Regions from separate parts of the Homo sapiens genome. Here all the other regions are linked to region 1. The links are chromatin loops, found by intact Hi-C in ENCODE. Cell type or tissue: psoas muscle. All regions are shown on one strand. Each heading gives the region's core, and the rest is flanking DNA. Links, peaks and the distances in the headings are about the cores only.

What was found. Peaks named below come from ENCODE experiments on the same cell type or tissue, not always from the same donor. Only the 100,000 strongest peaks of a DNase experiment are listed, where the experiment ranks them.
Region 2: a loop joins it to region 1, with 3 times the contacts of the local background. A loop is called at or near these places in 22 of 110 quality-filtered maps.
Region 3: it touches region 1 in a loop (3-fold over the local background); 20 of 110 quality-filtered maps call a loop at or near these places.

The regions. Positions count from the first base shown.
Region 1 is chrX:68,830,045-68,837,790 of GRCh38, forward strand. All of the region lies in intron 1 of EFNB1 (ephrin B1), which reads left to right. Among named protein-coding and RNA genes, the nearest start is that of EFNB1, 4.9 kb to the left of the region's middle. In psoas muscle, for the core only: no CTCF peak of the experiment used is centred there; DNase peaks (open chromatin) are centred at 233 and 2,187; H3K4me3 peaks cover 2,596 bases; H3K27me3 peaks cover 331 bases.
Region 2 is chrX:68,925,198-68,932,943 of GRCh38, forward strand. No RefSeq gene overlaps it. Among named protein-coding and RNA genes, the nearest start is that of EFNB1, 100 kb to the left of the region's middle. RefSeq lists a silencer at 4,422-4,625. In psoas muscle, for the core only: no CTCF peak of the experiment used is centred there; DNase peaks (open chromatin) are centred at 4,534 and 6,408; H3K27ac peaks cover 513 bases.
Region 3 is chrX:68,992,444-69,000,189 of GRCh38, forward strand. No RefSeq gene overlaps it. Among named protein-coding and RNA genes, the nearest start is that of EFNB1, 170 kb to the left of the region's middle. In psoas muscle, for the core only: no CTCF peak of the experiment used is centred there; DNase peaks (open chromatin) are centred at 3,838 and 5,688; H3K4me3 peaks cover 380 bases; H3K27ac peaks cover 669 bases; H3K27me3 peaks cover 2,017 bases.

The DNA.
Region 1 (7,746 bases), core at 116-5,115:
TGCGGGCGGGCGGATGGAGCAGGGTGCGGCGGGGTGGGGTAGGGGCACTTGGCTGGGTTGTGACCCCCCGGGCTTCCCACCCCCTGCCTCTGCACGTCTTGGATGAAGTCGAGGTGGTCGCACAGGCGGAGCTGGGGAGTCCGGGCGCCCGAGAGCGCACCGGAGAACTGAGTGGAGGCGAGAACGCAGCTCCCTCCGGGGCCCCTGGGAACGTGGTGATTTTCGCCGAGAGCCGCTCCAGGAGCGAGCTTGACTCGGGCGAGGGACGAGGCCAGAACACGGGTTCCTCGTTTGCGTAGCTGTGGAGGGAACACAGAGCGGGACCCGGCGCTTGGGGTGGGTGGCAGCGCCAACATCCCCACTCGGGCTTCTCCCATTTTCATTTCTCTTTCTTCCCTGTTTTCCTCCCTGGCTTTTTGCTTTGCTGTCTCTTTTTGCCCCCCGCCCCTCCTTTCTCCCTGCCGGAGCGGTAGAAAGGCGGGCGCTGCTCCCAGGCTCACAAAGGCAGCGGGTGGAGAGGGGCGGAGTGGGAGAGTGGTCGTTGGGTAGTGGGGGTTCGAACCAGTGCCCGTCAGGGGTCCAATGGAGCCGGTAACAGAGCTTCAAGGGCCCGCCAGGGCGGAGAGTGGCGGCCGAGCTGTTGAGGGAGGTGGGTGGAGAAGGAGCGATTCCTGCCCAGGCAGGTCCCCTTGGCCCCCGAGTCTGTCCCCCAGATTGGGAAGCTGTGCTTAGTTTTCCCCAAGGGGTTGGGGCGGGGAGTGGGCAGCTATATAAAGGACATCCTTTCTTTTCTTTCTTCTCCTTCCTCTGCACAACTACCCCACCACCACCACACACACAACCCCTCCAAACAACACGCACACCTTTCAGGGCGGTGGCTCAGTGGTTTCTGGGCTTTTAGTGGGAAGTCGCTGGGGCTGTTGTAGTGACCTCTGGACCTTCTCTTTTGGCATCCAGGACTCAGGTTGGAACCAAGGGTCAAAATTGCCCTTCCTCTCAATTTTCTGGAGGTCCCAGCAATGTGCGAACAACCCCACTTAGCAGGAAACTGGGGAGCTTTGACCTGCTCCATCCGTGATCACTGATTCCTGTATCTCAAATTTCTTCCTGTCCACTCTTGCTGCCCCACGCCGCCTCCCCCCCAGCCCCGCCCTGCCCCGGGTAACTTCCCAGGCTCCTGCCTACCTTGGCCTCTTGGGTCCCAGGGACGTTTGATCTCTCAGCCCTGGAGTAGGAGAAGGCAGCTTTAGTTTTCTTCTCCTCGATTAAGGTAGAGTCCTATTACTGGTTGGTGGGATGGCTAAACCAGGGTTGGGGTGGAGGGCTCTCCCTGGGTACAAGGAAAGGGATTGGCAAGAATTTCTTTCCTACCCAGAAGCCAAACGGGGTACAACACTCTCCTAACAGCAGGGGCTCAAAATGCTCTGGGAGCTCTGGGCTGCTTGAGCCCAGGGGGGAACGTTGTGAAGTGCTCAGTGGTTGTGAAGTGCTCAGTGGTTGTGAAGTGCTCAGTTACCCTGGTAAGGGTGGAGGCTGGAAATGTTCTGTCTTGAGCCAGGAGAGTTGAAATCCGCCTGGGGTAGCCCATCATAGGGGCTCATGGGAGTGACCTAATTGCTCTCTCGGGTCTCTAACCAGAGATAGCATGCAGCTCCACAGCTGGAAAGGAGCCCTCCTGCAGAGTTGGGGGTGCTGGAAGAAACACGATCTGTCTGTGCTTCCCCCTTTTTGTGCTCAGAGACTTTAGTGCTCTGGACTGGCTTACAGGTTTTGGGGGGTGGTATCCTCTCTGACCCCCCTCCTCATCTACCTCAAGCTGAGGGCAGGCATTGTGGGGTGAGGATGGGGGGTGGCTGAAGACTCTCTAGAAACTGTCCGAATTCCATTCTGTAATTGGGTAGATCCTGGGAAGGATCAGAGACTGATCCTGGTGCACCCTCCTTCCATCCAGGCTCAGGGGTCTGGAATGCAGCCACTGTCTACATGTGTTGGCTCGGGGTGGTGGGGGCAAATGGACAGGAAGGAGGCACTGCCCTCAGCTCTCCTTGAGCTTTGGGGGCTGCTTCTGCCACCGCGCCCAACCCTCAGGCTGCCACAGCCTTTCAAATAAACAGTCCCTCTCTGTCTCCCTCCCTCTCTGCCTCCTGCCCGAGTTCTCCTCTCAGGCCCGTGTCAGTTCGCCCTCTCATACCCTCCGCGAGCAGCGCTCACTTCCCCTCTCCAGCTAGGCTCGCCTGCTCTGCCTTGCTCTCACACTCCCTCTCACTCTTAGTCACTCTCTGCCTCTTTTTCTCAAGTCCTTTTGTTTCTCGCACATGCCCGTGCTCTCCCTCTCAGGCTCATTTTCTCTCTTCCTTCCCCTCTTCCTCTCCTGGCTTTTGGTCTCTCTCCTCAGCCCTGTCAGAAGCTGGCAACCCCCCTCCCAAAAAAGAAAATCTCCCAGTGCCTATAAACCCTGCTTAATTGCTTCCTTCTTGGGAAAAAAAAAATCAAAATAAAAGAAGTGGTGGGGCTGGGGGTCCGCTTCCAGGTTCCAAGGTGCGTGCGGCCCGGCCCCAGCCCTGACTGAGAGGGGAAGCGGGAATGGCTGGCCCAAGACTCCCAAGCCTCTTTCCCAAATTGGTGCTGGGGCCTTCTGGGATGCTAGTCCCTGAGTGGCAGGAGCTTCTGCCTCCTTGGCCCCTCCTGTCAGATTTGCCCCATGAGCGCAAGGTGGGGGGATGGGTTTGGTCCTGCTAGAGTTTTTTTTAGGAACCTCTGTGTGTGCGTGTGTGTGTGTGTGTGTGTGTGTGTGTGTCTGAGTTGGGGGGCTGTTATCTAAATGGTCCTAGGCGACCCCTCCCGCAGCCTCTTCCCCTGGGAACTTGGGGCAGCCGGCAGGCCTCACACTTGAGTCCTCAGCCAAGTCCAGCTGCTGCAGTTCAGTCTCTCAGTCCCGTCCTGACCCCTTCCTGCCCCCCACTCAGGTTCCCCCACCTCCAGGGAGTCAGAATGTGCCTGAGATCACATTACAAACATTCCCTACAAGGGGGTGGGGGTGGGGGGGTTCAGCTTGGCATCCAGGACCCTTGACTCCAGCATGGGTGGGGGCAGCTGCAGACCCCAACCCATGCTTGCCTGCTCCAAGCCAAAGTGTTGGCCCCAGCCCCACACAGCTGTTCTAGCTCACAGTCCTGGGGAGGCCAGCTCAGGGGGCCCTTTTCCGGGGTGGTTAGGGACCTGACCTCTTCTACTTTGTGGCTGATTGGCCACAGGTGGGAGCCTGAGAGTGATGGGAATCCAGCAGCTCCTAAAGTCCCCTGTTCCCCTGCCTCCCCTCTCCCACATAGGGCAGCCAGGCAAGGGCAAGAAGGACCTGTGAGGCTGGGGTGGGGACTGAATCAAGGGTTCCCTTTCTTCCCTTGGGCTCTCTGTTGTCTCATCCGCTCAGGTGAATGGGGATGCGTGGGCCCTGGATACTATGGTGCATCACTGTTTTCTGGGGTTAGGGACTAAAGGAGATAGAGTGGGCCAGCCAGGAGGCTGCTAGTTGCCATGGGAACACCAGGTTTGGGGGAGAGTCCACTCTGTGACTATTAGAGGAGCTGAGATACGGGGGTGCTCACCAGCCACATTCTGGGTTCCTTACCCCGCAGACCATAGCAGCCCCTCTTGGGCGTGTTTCACGATCATTGTTTTGGGTCAGGGTGCTAGCAGCCAGGAATGTAAGCTCCTTCAGCTTTTTACTTCTAAATAATGCTGTGTTTGGCATGCTAACTAATAGGCAGGCGGCACCTTGCTACTTACAATGCATTCTCATATATGATCTCATCGAATGCTCCCAACAACCCTGGGAAGTAGGTATTGGTCCCATTTTCCAGATAAGAAGGCATATGCCCGGACAAGGGAAGTGACTTGTCTAAGGCCAGTCAATGACTTGCCTATGGGGGCAGAGCTGTGTTGTGTGCCATTCATTCCTGCTGCCTTGAAATGTAGGAGAGACAGGAATTCAAGGTGGGGTTTGGGAAGAGGCCCTGGCTCCCTGCCCCTGAGTTCCCCTCTTACCTCGCAGGTGTGCAAGCATCTGTCCCTGTGACTCAGGCCCTGTCTGTGTGGGGTGAGCAGTGCTCCAACTTCCTCATTTGACTTTTCTAGGCCTACCTTCCAGGGCTGACTGCTTGGGTGACCTGAACTAAAGGCAGCCAACTCACTGCCTGGCACACTCCCTGCGGAGCTCTGAGTGGCACCTTTGGTTCCTCTCTGAGCTAAGAATCTCTCTTCTCAGGGACCCCACAGAAAGCAGACATCGACATCGAGGAGGGGGGGTATTAAATTCATAATGGACACGAGCCTTAGCCAGGTGGGGCAGAGGGAAGGGCATAGTTCAGTGTAGATGGGGAGGGTGACTTCCTCCAGGACTCTCCTGGCTTCCCTGCCTCTGACAGAGCTGTGTGTGCCAGGACCCAGCTGCTGTTCCTGCCCACCCACGCCTGGGCGGGCACTGCTGGGACATGCCAGGCCTGCTCCTGCCAGCCTCGGGGGCTGGGTGGAGCTGGGGGAGTTAAAGAGGAGCCTTTAATTTGGGGGCTCCCCACCCTAGCTGGGATGAGAACAGACTTGAGCTCTGGCTTGGGGTCTGTCCTCCATTGGTCTTGCCACCCTGGGAGGTGCAGGTGCAGTGGTCGTGGGGTCACTGAATCGAGGTTGAGGCTAGAGGCTTCTACCAGACTTGGGCTTGCATGGCCTAGAACCAGGCTCCCCCTTTGGTCATTCTCTGACCACAAGTTGCTAGAGCCTGAGAGCAGGGTGACAGGGAAAGAAGTATAGACCTGGTGGGATGTGGGCAGCTTTCTGGGCAAGACCCTCCTAGCTGCAAGCTCTCCCTGCCCCCTGTAAATTGTATTCACATGGGTGGAGAAGGGCTTATCCGGAGAAAACAAGGAGGGGGCTGTTGGTTAGTTGGTTTCTGGCCAGTCCAGGGCCTTGGAGGCTACTGTCCCCAACCCCTTCAGGCTTTTCATATCCCAGGATTCTTTGTGGCAGTGATGGCATCGTGGTGCTTCTAAGCTAGGTAGAAAGGCTGAAGGTAGAACTTGGGTTAGGGTAGAGGGGGAAGAGCTGGAATAGCTTAGGCCGCCTCCCCCAAGTCCTTTTACTCCCTGGGGTGGCGCCCTGGGGTCCCAGGGCTATCTGAGGCTGGAGAGGGAAGGCCTCAGGGGTTACCATGGTGACCTGCTTCAGGCTTCCTGCTGAGCCATGTCAATCCCTTTATTTTTCAGAAAAGGGCTTTGTCTGGGGGTGGCCCCAGACAGAAAAGCTTGGCTTGGTCCTAGGGTGGGGGGAAGTAAGGTGGAGGATAAAGAGTTTCACTTCGGGATATCTCTTCCTCCTCTTCCCTTACTCCTACTCCTAATCTGGTAAGAGGGGAGAACTGTAGGGTCCCCCTTTAAAGTATGACTAGTGTTCTACCTAGCTTTGGCCTTCACTCTCACTGGCTATACACCCATCCCTTATGGCCCGTTACCACTCTCTTGAGCTTCTGACAGGTCAAGACGAGGTTTGCCCAGTGGTCGGGAAGATGCTAAGGTTACCAGTATGGGGGATCAGGGTCAGGGAAGGCGGGTCTCATCAGGCTCCGCTCCCTTCTGCACTTCAGGGGAAGGTGAGTTTCCCTCTGCCAGCTGCCATGCAAATGAACTAATGAATATTTATGAAGTCTGTTCACTGAGGTTGAAGAGACTCTGAGGGGTTTTGGGGGCAATAGTTCTCTCTTCTCCCCCCTCCTCCATCATGTAGACATCTGTTTCCTCAATGCCTCTGGCTTCAAGGTAGAACCCCAATTAGCTAGAAGCCCTGTTCCAATTCCAGGGCTCTGGAACCTGGGTGGCAATGGGAGACTGCACTTGGGGTAGACAGGACTCCCTGGTGAGTAAGCCAGAACCGAGTGGTTAGAAAGCTGAGCTGGCCTGTCTCCCTTTCCGTGCCCTCTATGTAGCTGCATATATATGTGTTGTTAAGATGCAACAGTACAAGGATTCAGGTAATGTTTTAGGGCCTCTTAGACCCATCGGGTTATTGTCCTGGGTAGGTTTAGACCCCTCTTTTCAATGGGAACATTCATCTGATCATTCATTCCCTCACATGAAGGGCCTGGACTCTAAGGTTCCTGCTGGCTCTAAGATGTGAGCAGTTGTCTAATCCTGCCATCTGGATGGAACCGTTGTGAGCACTGGAAAGGGAAAAAATGCCTGGAGAATTCTAGAGGCTTTGGGGAAACTTGTTGGCTTTGTATGGTGCATGGGACAGGGGTATTCCATCTGAAATGTTTATCCAGGCTTCCATCCCATGCCTACTTCCTTTCTGGGCCCTCTATAGTTAGGTACCAGTGGGGAGGCCATCTCATTCTGGCTTTTACCCTCCTGCACATCAAGATGGCAGCTCCCAATTTGGTGGAGCCTCACTCGACATGGAGGAAAGGCTGCTTTTCTTCGTCCACTTCATCCATGTGGTCAGTTTCCCTCTTCGCCTACTTGGGTATCATTTCCCTCCCTCAGATGAGGACACAGGTTTGGCATTGCAAAGGCATTTGCCCAGAGTTCCCAGTAGGCCGGTATTGCTTGTAGTACCTTTGGTGTAATGGGCCCTCAGGAAATGGAACCACTCTTTTCTCAGATGATTGTGGTAGCCTGTGAACTGGTGCATGACACTGTCAGCTTCATTCTCTTTAAGCACTGCCTGAAGCCTTCCATTGTCCTTCCTGCTCTGAGAGCCTGTCTCCAATGGGATGAAACCCACCCTGCTTGCTGTGACCCTTGAAGCCTTTCAGTCTGGCCCCAGGTGAACTTTTCACCTCTTCTTCTGTTTCTCTCTTCTCACTCCCAGCCAAGCTGGACCAATCACTGGCCTGGGCTTTGTGTTGTAGCCACTGCTGTCTACTGTCTCAGTGTGTTGACTTCTTATTCCTCACCTAAGACCCACTTTCATCCTGCCTTTCCTGTGGATACATCTCTGACCATCCTGGTCAGATGAGCTATCTCTTTCTTCTCCCTGCCTCCAGCCCTTGCTGCTTGAATCATCATCCTCACACATACCTACAGATAGCCTGGTGTTGTCTATCACTCGAGTATGGGTTATTTACTTTTCTGACCCAAACTGGACAGTAAAGTCCTTGACGATGGAGCCATATCTTCTCTTCCTGTTTCCCCTCCAAAATATGAGAGTGAGCTCATAGGTACTTAGTGTTAGTATCTGACCTCCTGCCTCTTGGGAGACTGCTTCTAAGAGGCAGTCAAACATGTTGAACGCCTATTGTGTGCTAGGTGTTCTCCATGTGCTGCCTTGTCTCCCCACCACAATATTGGAAGGTAGGGGCTCTTGCCACCCCCACTTTACAAGAGAAGAAACTGAAGCTCAGAACAGGCAGCTCATCCAAGGTCACAGAGTTAGTAAGGGCCTAGCTTTGGAATCTGATTCTAAAGTCTGTGTTCTTTCTCCTACATGGTTCTGCCTTGCTCTCAGCACCAGCCCATCCAGTCTCAGAAATGGCCAATGGAGCACCATTTTCTTTCTGTGTGCTTAGGCAAGGACAGAGTCCTATGGATAGGTGGTCCTGGGCTGCTGACCCTCCCTGCTGTCCCCCAGTGCCTGGCCTTCTGGATTAGAATATGAACCTGGCTCAAAAGGCATTTGTCCATCTCCTCTCAGGAGCTGGAGTAGGAGCAACATAGAGGTGACAGGTTAGGATACAGATGAGGCCCTATCTTCTAT
Region 2 (7,746 bases), core at 1,689-6,688, 97 kb after region 1:
CTCTGATCCTCCTCTACCACTCTCCTCTGCTGCCCTGTCAAGCTCCTATCACAGCATGGTTCATCATGGATTGTAAATACTTAAGCACCTGTTTGCCCCCCTCCCCCCACCCACCCTGACCCTGCCAACCCCTGCAACTAAACTAGGGGCCAGGAAACTACAGCCTGCAGGCCAAATCTGGCCCACTGCCTGTTTTTGTAAATAAAGTTTTATTGGAACATAGTCATGTCTATTCATTTACATGTTGTCTATGACTGCTATCATGCTACAATGGCAGAGTTGAGTAATTGTGGCAGAGACTGTAAAGCCCCAAATAATTATTATCTGGCCTTTAACAGAAAAGATTGCTGACCCTCTGCCCCACAAGGGCAGGGACAGTGTCTGTCAGTTCATTGCTGAACCCTCAGCACCCAACACAATGGCTGGTGGTTGATAGGTGGTCAAAAACAGTTGTCAAATAGTGGGTGAAATATACAAGGTCACAGAGTAAGTCCGATTAGACCCAGAATTCCTGGATCCCCAAGTATGCTCTGACCTTTGATTTCTCAGTTCTGTGTCCCTAGAGACAAGAGTGAGGTCAGATTGCTTGTGTGCTCCCAGCCTTCCCTAGAGCAGGGCCAGGCCCAGAGAGCAAGCTGACTGACTGCCCAGAGGACTAGGCCAGAGAGGAAGGCAGGACAGTGAAGCTGCTCTGAAGGGACTTTCAGTCACCTCAAGGCTGTCCCTAACACTAAGGCAGTGGTTCTCAATCAGAACTGATTTTGCACCCCAGGGGACATTTGACAATTCTTGGAGACATTTTTGCTTGTCACATATTGGGGACAGGAGAGAGGTAGCTGCTAGAGGCATCTGGTGGGTAGAGGCCAGGGTTGCTGCTAAAAATCCTACAGCCTCACACAGCCAAAATGATCTGGCCTAAAATGTCAATAGTGCTGAGGCTGGGAAATCCTGCTATAAAGTGAGGGCCCTCAGACCTGCATGCATATTAAAAACACTGGATGAGTTTTTGAAACTCACCAACATGGCCGGGCATGGTGGCTCACGCCTGTAATCCCTGCACTTTGGGAGGCCGAGGCAGGCGGACCATGAGGTCAGGAGATCAAGACCATCCTGGCTAACATGGTGAAACCCCGTCTCTACTAAAAATACAAAAAAATTAGCCGGGTGTGGTGATGGGTGCCTGTAGTCCCAGCTACTCGGGAGGCTGAGGCAGGAGAATGGCGTGAACCTGGGAGGCGGAGCTTGCAGTGAGCCGAGATTGAGCCACTGCACTCCAGCCTGGGCGACAGAGCGAGACTCCATCTCAAAAAGAAAAAAAGGAAAAAAAGAAAGAAAGAAACTCACCAACACTTGGGCTCTTGCCTAGACCAATTAGAACAGAACCTCTGGGACTGGGGCCTAGGCATCAGCATTTTATAATCTCCCCAGGTGATTCTAATGTGAAGCCAGGGTTGAGAACCTCCTCTCTGGGGGAAGTTTATAAGGACAGACCCTGCAGATATCCCCAAATCACCCAGGATGGTCTTTGCCTGAAATATTTGGCCCCACTGTCAGGCCCTGGGTCATTTCAGCAAATCTGGCTGCTATGCGTGTGGGGTATCTCTGAACACTGAGAGGGGAGAAGAGCCCTTCTCTCCCCTTCCTTTCCCTTGCCCATCTCTGAAGGAGGAGGGGTACTGTTGGAGGAGGAGGGAGGGGACTGGGGAACACAGCTGGGATTCCAATCACCTCCAACCACAAAAATCCATATCAAGCTATCTCTCCCGCTCCTCTCCTTTTCAAACTGGGCTATACAGAAGCACCCTGCTTCCTGGAAGCAGCCCAGAGGCCCCAAGCTGATGCAGAGAGAGGGGCTCAGCAGCATGGATGTTGAGGAGGAGCAGAGGGAGCCCCTGGCTTCCTGAGCTGGCCCTAGTTTGGGGAACATGTATGAATGTCCGGAGCTCTCTGTATCGCTTAAATCCAATCAACCCCTGAACTCAAGCAGGCTCCCAGGCCAGGAAAAGGAAGGTATTGGGCATGTGAGGGGAAGGTTGATTTCTTCACCATGGGACAAACTTTATCTGTCCCTCTAAAATAGCAACTCCTCAGAAGCAGACCCAGCCTGGCTCCCCTGTCCCCTCGCCAAGATGGAGCTGGGATTCCATTCCAGAGTGCGGGCCTGACCCTCCATGGAGAGCCCCACACCAGCCTCTGCTTCTCTCCTGGGCTAGGCAAGCCCCGATCACAGGTAAGGAAATTCCATTCGGCACTGCTCAGCTAGTGAGTGCTGGGAGGAGGGGAGGCCTGAGAAAGCAAGGTCAGATTTTGATGGGATTCTCTGAACACGAAGACTTCCTAAGCCCAGGGGCTGCTGGGAGTGAAGACTGGAGAGGCCACAGCTTGGCCAGAGTCTGATGGTAAAGCTGCAAGGAAGCAGGTAGGCTAGGCCAGATCTGGGCATCAAGGTGGATTCAAGCTGTTGCCAGAGGGACAGAGCAGAGGCAGAAGCGGAATGAAGCTGAGAGGCAGATTCACATGGCATAGTTATCCCTGGCAGGGTTGGGGGGTGGGCAGTACATTAAATTACAGGCAAGCTCCAGAGAGCACCTGACTTGGTGAAGGGAAAGGAAGGGGGTTGGGAAATAGCACGTGGGTAACATTAGAGTCAGACCCTGAAGCATGAGGGAGAAATCAAAGAAGAGAAAATCAGCAAGAGGATGAATGCCCAGAGCTGCATTGCATCTGGGACATGCTGCACCGGGCCTTGTGGATAGAGCACCCAGAGTGAGTAGACCAGACCTGGTGCTGAGGCCAGAGAGGGGAAGATCTGTGTGTTCACCTGGCTGAGAAATGAGACTTTATTCCAAAAGTCATGGGGGAGCTATGGCTGTACTTGAAGTGGGATAAGTGATAGGATGTGATTGGATCTGTATGTGTACATATACAACATTAGCTCCCTTCTTGATTGGAGGCTGGCTTGGGGCATGGGTGGGTCCATGACCTGAAGATGAGGGACCATCTGGAGGCTGTGCAATGGTCTGAGCCCACGAGATTGGTGAAAGAAGGCATAGTAAGTGGTGGAGAGTCACTGTGGAGCTAGACAATTTGAAAGGCAGGGTGAAGAAGACTGCAATTTGGAAACTCACGTCAGAGTTTCATTTGCTTAAAACATTCGAATGGCTCCTGACAGTCTTTGGATAAAGGTTAAACCCCTTCCAATGACCTACAAGGCCCGGGTGCTCTGGTGCCTAGGTATTTCTTCTGCCTCATCTCCAACCGGGCATGACCTCTACCTCCCAATTCTTAGCTTCAGCTCTCTCTCTTTACTGTGACTTCTTTCAGTTGCTCCACTGATCGCTGCAAGACACCTCACCCCCCACCGGCCCCTTACCTCTGGCCTTTGCATCTGCTCTTCTCTCTACCTGGGATACTCCAGCCCTCCCGCTCCCCGAACCCTGAGCCTAACTCAGTGACCCTACATGCTGGGGCTCAGTCAGCTTTCTGGGAGGTGTTCCATGATCCCCACCCCAAGCCAGAATCAGATACTTCTCTTATGGGCTCCCCCAGCCCCTTGTACTACTCTCATCTCAGCCCTTAGTAACCTGCCCAGCGATTTTCTGTTTATTCTTCTGACCAAACTGTAAGCTGAAGGAGGGCAGGGATCACAACTGACTTTCTCATTGCCAACCTCCACTTCCTCGCACAGTGCCTGGCACATGCTCAGTAAATGTGGAAGGCAGGCAGGAAGGCAGGAGGAAAGGAGGGAGGAAGGACGGAAGGGAGGGAGGGAGGAAACCAAGAATGATGCCCAGCTGAAGAATGGTGACATACCTCCTAGAGACAGAGGTTGGAATTTTTTTTCATGGGTCGTGGATGGGTGAGGGAGAGAGGAGTTTTAGTTTAGGCCCTGTTGAGCTAGAAGTATCTGAGGGTTACCCCTGTGGAGGACAGATCGAGTAGGCTGTCAACTCTGTGGGCCTGGAGCTCAGGAGAGCAGTTTAGACGGGAATGGTCTGCCGAGAGGTGAGAGCTAAAGCTGTGGGAATGAATTTGAAACTTGATGTTTTTGATTCCTAAGTAAACAGCCAGCCAAGAGCCAGTATATTTTGAAACACTGGTGGCCAAAGACGTGACAGGAAGAGGTAGAGGGAGGCGGCGGGAGGTGGCGCCCTCCCCCTGTGGGGTCGAGGGGGTTCCCTTCTCTGGAACTGTCCCAGCTGTCACACAGCTCTGCAGGGAGAGAGGGCCTTGGCTGGGACAGGAGTGGGGGCGAGGGGGTGCTGGCTTGGGAAGGAAGACTGGAGAGAATAAAGGTCCTACTGGCATCTCTGTGTTCCCCTCCCCCACCCAGGTGCCCTGAGGCTGCCTGGGTCCTTCCCCCTGCCTAGAGCCTGTGGACCCTGGTTTGCTGTTAGTTTCCCATCTCCATGGACTCAACCAACACCCCCTTCCTCACCACCTCTTCCCTGGCCTAAGGTGGCTCTGTAACTCAATGCTCCTGCTCCTTCCTTAGCTGGGCCCAGGAACCCTGCCAAACATTGTGCTTCCTGGCCTGGAGATGACTCAGGCTCCCCTCCCCAGTACCATTCCAGCCCCTAGCCTCTGAGCCATGTCATAGGCTGAGCAGGGACAGGAGCTGAGGGGCAGCTTGACTCCAGGAGCCAGGGTGCTGGGAAGCGGGCCCAGGCCCCTGCTCCTGATGCCAAGCAGGTAGCATTCCAGTAGAGAGTATAGGGAGAGACAGGGACTGTGGGTATTACAGACAAGGTGTCAGGGCTGGGGATTGCCCAGAGGTCTGACTGGCTAGTGTTCATTAGTACCCTAGGAATAAGTATGTCAATCAGTACTGATTCAGCTGCATGCTCCAGTCTTGTTTGCAGCAGGCCAGGCCTTCTCACGTCCAGTCTCAGAGTTTGTCACTGAAAACGGAGGGGCCACCCAAGGGTCCTAGGGGCTTCAGGCCCGCCATCAAATCCTGGCGTCTCCTCTTCCTTGCTGGGTGATCTGGGGCAACTAAGTCACTTTGTCTGTGCCAGCCTCAGCTTGCTCATCTGTACAATGAGGATGAGAATAATACCTTCCTCCTGGGGTTGCTGGGAGGATTAAATGAAGGAACATATGGGTAGCACTTTGTAAACAGTCAAGGGCTGTAATAGGAGGGGTGTTATATTTATCTACATGCTAGGATGGAGAAGAAGAAACAGGTGGCTCTCTGCTTCTCTGTCATCCTGGGGCACATTCCCCCATTCTTTCCAGCTGATACTATGGGATTCCTTGAGGCCTTGGCCCATGGAAGGTCAGGGCTCAGAACTTTGGTTTCATCTTTTGCTAGAGGACCTTCAGCAAGAGGCTTGCCTTTTCTGAGCCTCAGTAAGCTGTACACAGAGGGGCAAAGAAAGGGAGAATTTCTCCTCCCTCCCCTTCCCCCACAACTTCTCTCCCTCCCTGTGGCTGGTGTGGTGATCAAAGGAGAGGTTCACACAGAGGTGAGGCCCAAAGGCCCAGAGCCCTTCCCCAGATGTGGTGTGTGTGTGGTGGGGGATACAGAAGAAATGTGGACATGTGGAGGGCAGGGCCAGGGCTGGTCTGTGTGTGTGTGTGTGTGATCAAAGGAGCAGGGTGGGGTGGGGCAGGGGGTGGGGGGTGAGTTCTTTGCATTGCTGAGGGTTTAGTCCTTTCTCTTGGTTGCCTAGATGCCTTGGTATTCACCCCCTCCTCAGTGATCACCACGGGGCTGTGCCTGCAGCCCCCATTCAGGCCTAGTATGAATGAAGAGCAGGCTGGTTGGTGGCTCACCTGCCTTGCCAGCTGCCCAGGCCCCAGCCTAGCTGAGTGCCACCTTACCTTGCTGTTGCATGTGCACCCATGAGCCGCTGGCTCCCTGGACTGACTGTTGGAGGACTATACTGCCGACAGTGAGCCCATGCCCAACTATCTGAGAAGGTGTCCCACTGCCCCACTGCCTGGCTGCTGGCTTTCACTAGCCTCTTGCATGTGTGCCATTGGGAGGGTCGAGCCTCCTGGCTCAGTGTAGCAACCCCTGTGTGGCAGTGTGGGTGTGTGTAAGCCCGTGTTCTGCCCTGGGGTGGATAAGGCAGAGCTCAGCTCTGCAGCCTGGGGCCTCCTCCAAGGGAAGATGGAAGCAGAAATAGCAGCTTTGTTCTGGAGGAGAGGAAGAAAGATGCAGGCCCTCCTGGGCCCACTCCAGTGTCCCAGGGGCTCTGGCTGCCAGCTCAACCAGGAAATGTGCCTTCTAAACAATGCCCAGGCCAGCCTGTCTTGAGCCCTACTTCCCATCCTTGGTCAGAGTCCTGGGGGAGACGCCTCTGACCATTGTTCCGAGGGACAGCTCATCAGGGTCAGGCCTAGGCCAAGCTGGGTCCACAGACCCCACACCCTGGGAGGAGGCACATGATGTCCCAGAGAAGTGGTTCCTCCAGCCTTTGTTCTTGGCTGGGCAGGAAGCCACACGTGACACCATGGTTTGGGGTGGGGAGTAGGGGAGAGGCGAGCTTTGGGGTAAACAGTTTTCCTTTTTATTTCCCTTGGGAAGGGTTTATGATGGGGGTAAACTGAGGTAGAGAACAGACACTTGGCCCAGGATCATGACAGAGTTAGAACGGTACCACAAACTGGAAGGGACCGCAAAGTGGACTTAGTTAGGCTCCATGGGGGCAGGGACTTTGTCCTGCTGTATCCTTAGTGCCTGGAACAATGCCTGGTACATAGGAAGTGCTCAATGCATCTTTGTTGGAAGTAGGAACCCCTCTGCTTTCCCATCTGGTGCTCCACTCACGTGATTGAAGGTTGCCAATGCTTATAGTGCTCTGGAGTCGCAGACAAACCTGGCTTCCAATTCTGTCCACATCACTTTTTAGCTGGGTGACCCCAGGACTCAGTTTTCTTATCTGTGTGATGGAAACAGTTATTCCCACCTCTGAGTTGTTGGGAGAATTTTTTGGAGACAGCTTTGGTAGCTTTCCAGGCACATGGTAGGTACTCCTTCGTTGTAAGTTCTCTTCCCGTTTCTTCTCACCAAGTCTTCTCTTTTCCAGGCTAGACAGCCTGGCTCGGCAGTCACAGACATTCCTTATTCTCTCAATGAATCCTCACAAAAGGCCCTGTCAGGTGTGGTACAGTTAATATCCCCATCTTACAGATATGGAAACTGAGGCCTGATGAGAGAGATTCTGGCCATGCAGTAAGTGGTGTAGTCAGGATTTGAACAGCGTTCTGTCTGGCTACTCGTCTTTTTCTCTAACATAACACTTGATCTACCCATTGATAAATCGCTTACGCCTCATACTCTAGCCATGTGACCTCAGGCACCTCACTACATCTCTATGATCCTCCCTTTCTTCAGCTGTCCAATGGGTTAATCATCCCAAGTCCCCCAGCCTTGATGACAATCCAGGGGGCTGGGGTATATCTGCCATTGTTTGCCTTTCCCTTGCTTCTCTCTGAGTGATTGGCAGACAGCAGGCCTCTGAATGCCATCCTCCCCAGCATTCTTGGCAAGGCGGCTGAAACTCCAGCACTTTTGCTCTCTTTCCAGGAAGCATATCTGAATGCAAGTGAGTGAGCAGGACATTATTAGAGGGATAACATTGGGTCAACTCTCGTTTATTAAAACAGCAGTAAATCATTTCTTACAACTATTATTAGCAACAAATGACTTTTGACACACTGTGCAATTGATTGTGACACACCAGTAGGTCATGACTCCTCAGGGAGAACTGTTGGTATTTCTGATAGTTCTTTTGG
Region 3 (7,746 bases), core at 1,689-6,688, 160 kb after region 1:
TCCAGGGAGGAGAGGGAGTGACTCATGCAGCTATGGAAGGGGAGAGCATTTCAGGCAGAGGTCTCTGCAGGTACAAAGGGTGTGAGGTGAGCACATGCAGGTGTGTTTGCGGAGGCTGGTCTGGCTGGACAGAGCAATGGGAAGAGTGGCTGGAGATGAAGATTGAGAGCTAAAAGGGAGGGAGTGAACCCAGTAGGGCCGCATAGGTTACTCTAAGGACTTAGCTTTATTCTGAGTCAGATGGGAGCCATGGCAGGATTTGGAGGCAGAAGAGGGATATGATGTGACTGAATCATGTCAGGATGCTCCTTTTGGCTGTTGAGTTGAGAACAAATTGTAGGGAGGCACGGGGGAAAGCCAAGAGACTAGTCAGGATGCTCTGCAGTGACCCAGGGAGGAATCCTGAAGAATCCTGCATAAAGGCAAAAGAGGTAGCATACCTAGCCTGCAGGAGAGCAGCCTGAACACTGATCTCTGCCTCAAAGTCATAGGTTTCTCTTCTCTCGAGGCTGGAGAAAAACAAGGCTATCAAAGCTAGTCCCCTGGGAGAATTCCTCATGGAGCAGTCCCTCAGTCACTCCCTTATTTGCTCAATCAGTCAACGAACATGGATGAAACACCCCCTAAGCAGTATGGGCTAGGCCGAGCCAGGCCAGTCTCTCCTGTCATGTAGGACTTACAGGACTTCCTGGGTAAAAGGAGCAGTGGGAGAGGTGACCTACAGACCTACGCAGTACTCATTTAGGCCCTGCGAGTTAGGGCCAGGGGCCTTGGACCAGGGCTGGCACTAGGGGTGTGACCAGCTTCCTATCGAATTCATTTCCTGGACCAGGCCAATCTTTCCCTTTGCCCTGGCCATTTCCAGGGGCCCAAGACACCCCGACTTCCACTTTCTGTGGGGGGGGGGTAGGGGTGCAAGGTGCAGGGCTGTGCCCAGCCAAGCCAGGGCTCATGAGCTTAAGAGAGGGTGGCTGGAGCAGGAGCCAATGCTGTCCCTGGCAAGGGACACAGGCCTCTTAGACCTGGGAGAGGAAGGAACCAAAGTCCCTTGGCCAATGCCTGGTGCAGGATTCTGGCTGTATGCTCCTCAGCCAGAAGGATACGGGGGTCATGGGTCACATGTTATTTAATCTACTAGCACAGGGCACAGTGCCCATGGGGCACAGCTCACCACCCTCTGTGATTATTTCACTTCACATACAATACAATAGGAAATCGTATTGGTAGTTCCAGATTTCATAAGGCCTGATAACAACAACAACAATAGCAACAATAACAAGAGTAATAGCTGTCATTTACTGAGCCTTTCTGTGTGCAGACACAGTGCTGGACGCTTTATACATATTATCTCATTTAAAGGCCACACCGAGCCAATGAGATATTTGCTATTAATATGCTCATTTTAGAGACGAGGAAACTCAGGCTCAGAAAATCTGAGTTCTCTACCCAGTGCATACAGCTAGGAAGAAGCAGAGCTAGGATTTGAACCCATCTAGGAGCACATGCTGATTTTGGTTAAGGGCGATATAACTGTGAGCCCGGAGTCACAAAACCAAGACCCCCTGTGTGCTTCTGGTGAGGATGAGGGAAGAGGATGGAAGCTCCTTTTACTAGGACTTTCGTTCCCTCCCTTTCCCCATCCTATTCCACCCCACACTGCCTTCTCCTCCCTATTTTTCTCCTCCCTCTTTGCTGTTACACTGAGGTTATGGGGGCTGGGGCAAGGGGCCCTCCATCTGCCCGAGCTAGAGATGTAAGGACTGGGGTTGAGGGATCCAGGAGGGGAAATGATTTGGCTTGAAGATCCAGGGCAGAGCAGGGGATTGTGAGGGGGGTGTCCTAGGGATGGAGGATCATGCTACAGACTTGGGTAAAGCCCCCCAAAGCTGCAGTGAGGGTCTGACCTGGCTCCAAACCACTGTGGTCTGGCTCCTTCTTGTTATCAAGGAATGATGAATTTGAGAAATTACTGGAGGGATTGGGGGAAGCAATGAGTTTCCTCATCCACACTCAGGGCAGGTCTGGGGAGTAGGGAGGCCTCCCCAAAGGCCCAAACCCCATTCTTTAACCCCGGCTCCACCCCTGCTAGCCCCACCTTCCCCAGCCCTGCCAACCTGTGATGGTGGCCACAGTAGGACAGCACTTGCCAGGAGCTCAGAGCACTGGGGGTCGGGGAGCAGCATCACAAAGCAGTTCCCACAGTCAGGCCAGTCAAGGCACAACAATGTGGAGCTGAGCTGGGGGCTATTTCTTAGGGAGCATGAAAGAGCGGCTTTCATATGCAGCCTTGCTGGAGTCGTCCTATTGCCACATTTTATACATGAAGGACTGAGGCTCAGAGAGGGGAAGTGGCTTGCCCATGGCTGAACACGCACGTAGGGAGTGGCACAGCTGGGCTTCTGGGAACTTTGCTCTGTTCCTCTGTTCAGCAGAGGAGGAACTCAGGGGAACTACCTCAGCTAGGTCTTCAGGGGTAGTCACCCACCAAGCCCTGGAGGGCATTAGACAGATGCTGTAGAGCAGAAGTACCTGGTTCAAATCTGAACTCTGCCACTATTGCATAACTTCGGGCAAGCTCCTTAATATCCCTATGCCTCAGTTTCCTCATTTTTGAAACAGATACAACAATATTGCATCATACAAACATACAAAAGCCTTTTATAGGGGAGGAAATGAATTAATATCTGGAAAACACTTGGAACTGTACCTGATACATAAGAAACACTAACTGTTCAAGATTACTTCCGTGATCCCACCTGCAGGCTCAGCCCTAAGTCTGCCACCCATTGTGACCCTGGACACCCCCAGGCCCACCCTGTTAGTCCCAATATCTAAATCCTCTCCCCTCCTCCCTATTCCCCTGCTTCTGGTCTGACCCTGATCTCCTGTCCTGGTTTTGGGCTCTGATTGGAAACAGTGCCCCAGTCCCAACCTTGTGCACCTCTGCTCTCATCTCTAGGTGACCTTTCTAGTGCCTTGGTACCTGTCCAGTTTCCTGAAGTCCTGAGGACTGCGCCCTGCCTTGCATTTGCTGGTCCCCTCTAGGGAACCCCCCACCCACTGGGGTCCTGCTACCTGCAGCCAGACCCCTTCCTGCTGCTACCTCCTCACCTATCCCCATTGCCTAGTATCACCTGCCCTTGGACTCCCTTGCCAGTTACCATGACCTCCTAGAGGACCGCAGACTTCCACGGCTCCCTAGATGGCCCTCACTGCTGACTGTCACCACAACTCTCCAGAAAGCCTGTTATGTAGGGACTTGGCCCCTATCCTATCCTGTCTGTTGAGAATGGCTAAGGAACCACACCACAAGAAAAAAGAAGTGAGAGGTTGCCTACAGCCAAGCACAAGTGCAACAGCTCAGTGCTTCGGGCAGAGTTCTGCATGCACTTGGCCCTCCAGAAAAATGTTTTGCCCACCACTGGCATTCCCTCCAATCTCCCTCCCCAGGCCCTGTCGGGGGGCGGGGGGAAGTACTCAGAGGCTGCTCCCCTGCCCTGTCAACCCGATCTAGTTTGTGCCTGGCTCCAGAAGGTGGAGGTCAAATCTCAGCCACAAAGAAGCAGGAGAGAAGAGAGACAAGGGAGGAGGAGGAAACACGAAGCGATGCGATGTGAGAGATCAGAGTCCAGCAGTGGAGAAGCTGGGGCAGGGCGGGCCCTGGAGGGGAGGGGAGGGGAAGCTGGGCCCAAGGCTATTTCTGTACAATAATACAGGGGAAGAGGGCCAAGCTGACAGGACAGTGATTAGTCTTCAGGGAGCAAAGGCGAAGACTCTGCCGGCGAGCCTGGGGCTGGAGAAGCTGGCCGAGGTCCCAGTCCGGTGGGCTGGAGCAATGATTTCAGAGGCCCGGAATCTGAGGCAAGCTGGGCCCATGGACTAGGGAGCAGGGAAGGTGGGAGCAGGACAAGGGGAGCCACCCATCCTCCCTGCCCCACCTCCAGCAGAGAAGGCTGGGAAGGCGGGTGTGAGTTGGCTTGCCCCGGCTGTCTGCCACCGTGGGGTTATCTGGCTGTGTATGGGAGCGGAGTTTCTGAAATCCACACCTCCCGGGCTCTGGCCTGTGGGGGAGATGGCGTGAGAAAGATCCAGGAACACAAGGCTCGGAAACCTCAGGCAAAGAGTCAAGGCTTCATTTTCTTTCCCACGGGATTTTCAGTCATGGGGTCCAGGAAAGGGGGTGTCAGAGGGTCACGGTGTGGGGTGGGACAGGGAGCTCACATTCATGAGGCACCAACTCTGTACCATGCCCCTTGCTAGGCATTGTCACATTGAACCCTCCTGAAAACCAGGTGAGTTAGGAGTGTTCAGACTGGCTTTGCACTGAGGAAACTGAGGTTCAGAGAGGCAGGGTGAAGCCTAACATCATGCAGCTAGAAAGTGGAAGAGCGATAATTGACCCCAGGTCTGTCCTACTCCAAGGCCCTGGCTTTGGAAGCAATATAGCAAAGTGAGGGGTTAAGAGTCTTGGCTCTAAGGCCGGGCGCGGTGGCTCACGCCTGTAATACCAGCAGTTTGGGAGGCCAAGGCAGGCAGATCACCTGAGGTCAGGAGTTCGAGACCAGGCTGGCCAACATGGCAAAACCCCGTCTCTACTAAAAATACAAAAATTAGCCGAACGTGGTGGCACACGCCTGTAATCCCAGCTACTCGGGAAGCTGAGGCAGAAGAATCACTTGAACCCAAGAGGTAGAGGTTGCATTGAGCTGAGATCACACCACTGCACTCCAACCTGGGCAATAGAGCAAGACTCTGTCTTAAAAAAAGAGTCTAGGCTCTGGTGTACGGCTACCTGGCTTTGATTCTACCACCTGTTCCCTGCCAGCTGTGTGATCTTGGGCAAGTTACTTCACCTCCCATAGCCCCAGTTTCCTTGTCTGTAAAGTGAGGCTAATGATGGTATGTACTCTTAAGATTGTTATGAGGATTAAATGAGTTGATATGTGGAAAGTGTCTAGAACAGTGCCTGGTATACCATATACAATAATCCATCCCTGATAAGTGTTTTATGAGTGTTTTACCACTGTCCTCCATGGGCTCCCTTAGATGAAGGAGTGGAGAGAGGCAAGAGAGCTGGGTTTGGGAAATACAGGGCAGAGGGTCGCTCCAATCCCTGTAGAATTTAAGTCCTCCCACATTTGGACAATAGTATCAGGCGTCTTCCAGCAGGGAGCCCGAGTGACCCAGCAATTGCACTTCTGGGAATTCATCCTAAGGAAATAATGGGTCAAGAGAGCAAAGATGTATGTACCAGGATGTTCATTGCCATGGTGTCTATTATAGTGAAAAACAGCTTGCTTACATGAATTATGGCATATTCATACACAGTCACCATTAAAAACAACAATGTGGCTTTTTCAGTCCTGACAAGGAAAGAGATCCCTGATCTAGTTGTTAAGGAAAGAAATGCAGGTAGGCAGTGCCGGGGAGAGGAGGTCTTGGAGCATCAGGGCTAGAGAAGGGAACCCATTCATATTTCTGAAGCACCCCATAATGATTTACTATGAGCCTTCACTACTTTTCTAATTAAAAGAAAACAAGCAACAAAATTATTTCCATTTTGAAAACATAATCTCACAGTCTCAGAACCTCCAGCTGGAAAGTAGTCATCTGCATGAGGCCGCTGAGGATTTCCCTGGACAGGAGAGAACTTCCCACTTGGGAGCAGGCCCAGAATTTCTTCTCCCTCCCAGCCCTTCTCCCTGCCAAGAAGCAAGGGTGGAGGGGGGGCGGTGGGGGAGCAAAAAGGCCTGGTGGAGTCAGACAAACCTGGCTTTTGCTGCTAAAACAAAGTTTCAATACTACTGGCCAACATGACCTTCCTCATTCATTCATTCATTCATTCATTCATTCATTTGACAAATATTTATTGAGCACCAACTATGTGCCTAGACTAAGTGATGAGAACACAGCAGTAAGTGAAATAGACAAAAATCCTTGCTCTCATGGAGCTCCCATTTTAGTGAAGGCAGACAGACAGTAAGCAGGACAGATACTATGGGGAGTCTATGGGATGGTGAGAAGCACTATGGAGAAAAAGAAAACAACAAGTGAGAAGGGTGAATATGGTGCCAGGGTGGAGGAGCAATGCAAAATAGAGTGTAAGGGAAGGCCTCCCTGAACAAGTGAAATGGAAGTAAACACCTAGAGCAGGTGGAGAAAGCCATGTGGAGAATTTGGAGGAAGAGCACTCCAAGCAGAGGGAATAACCAAGTGCAATGGCCTTGAGGCGGGAGGGGTGTTTGGTGTATTAAAGTAGAAAAAAGAGGCCAAGCAGGCTGAAGCGGGAATACTGAAGGGGAGAGGAGGAGTAGATTAATTTCAAGAGGAAACAAGTGTGAAAGTAGATGGGACTTGGTAAGCCATGCTAAGGCTTTGGCGTTTACCCTGACTGCCATGTGGGGCCAAGGGCAGGGTTTTGAGCAACAGAAGTGACAAGGGCTAAACCTAAGCAGGTTGTAACAGGATCACTTTAGCTGCTGTCCTGAAAACAGACGGAAGTGGGAAGGGCCAAAGAGGGAAGCAGGGGACCAATTAGGAGGCTAAGACAGTAATCCAGGTGAGAGGTGGTAGGTGCCTCACACCAGAGTGGCAGTGAAGGTGGAGAGAGCTAATTGCTACCATAGTCGCTTTCTATTCTATTCTTTCTGCTCTAGTCTGCTTTATTTCTATTCTCCCCCAACTTCACAATGAGCTGTGGCAACCACTCTTCTACAGTAAGAATAAGACGTTCAGCATGTCCCAATATAGAAATACTTTTCTTAGCCCAGCTCCACCTCAACCTGCTGCCAGGTCCCTGCCTGCTCTTGAAGCCTAGGCTTAGACTGTCATCTCTGTGAAGGCAGGGACTTTTGCCTGTTTGGTTTACCGCTGTACCTCCAGTGCCTACAACAGTATCTGGTGATTACTTGGCACTGAATGAATGGATGGATGGATGGATGGATGGATGGATGGATGGACGAACAGTGCAGTGGAAGTCTAAAGAAGGGAGCAAGGAATTAAGCCTGACGGTGGGAGGAGGAGAGGGGTGGAGATGGGTGGACACGTCTGATTTGCCTATTCAGCCAAAGCCCTAGAGAGCAATCCTTAGCCTCAGAACATACCCGCAGGCACAGGTGGGCCCTTCCTCTCTCAGCCTGGCTGACTCAATGTGGGTGTGAATGTTAGTCATCTCATTGTTTGGTCACAGGAAAAAAAGAAATCTCACTTGGGCAGGATCACTTCCATCTTAGAAGGGAAGCAACTATAGGGAAATGGAAAGAGTCAGTGGTAATGATTGAGGGACAGGAATTAGGAACAGAGAGAGTCCAAAGCTTGAGCCCATCTCAGTTCTGAAAAACCAGAAGCAATATTTTTTTCACTCTGCCCTCCTGGCACAATCCTCTTACCTCCCCCAGAACACTCATTCCCATTCAACAACATGCTTTCCCAATCTCTTTGTCGCCCCTCCTGCTGATTCTTCCCCAAGCCTCCCCACCAGCCCTCTCCTTTGAAACTCTCGCTTCATTCAGTGGAAACTCTTCTTAATCTTGAAACTATCTATAACCTCCTTTCTTAGCAATAACCTAATTCCCTGCAGGATCTATCCCCCTCATCTCTGTAGTCTGCTATAGAAGCCTCACTTTCCCTTTAACTCAAGAAGAGGGTACGCTGGCTGACTCAGTCAGATCACAGCTACACCACTTCCTTCCTATGTTATCCATGAGTATGCCATGAGCCATTATTAATGTGATCTGGAGCAGGTCT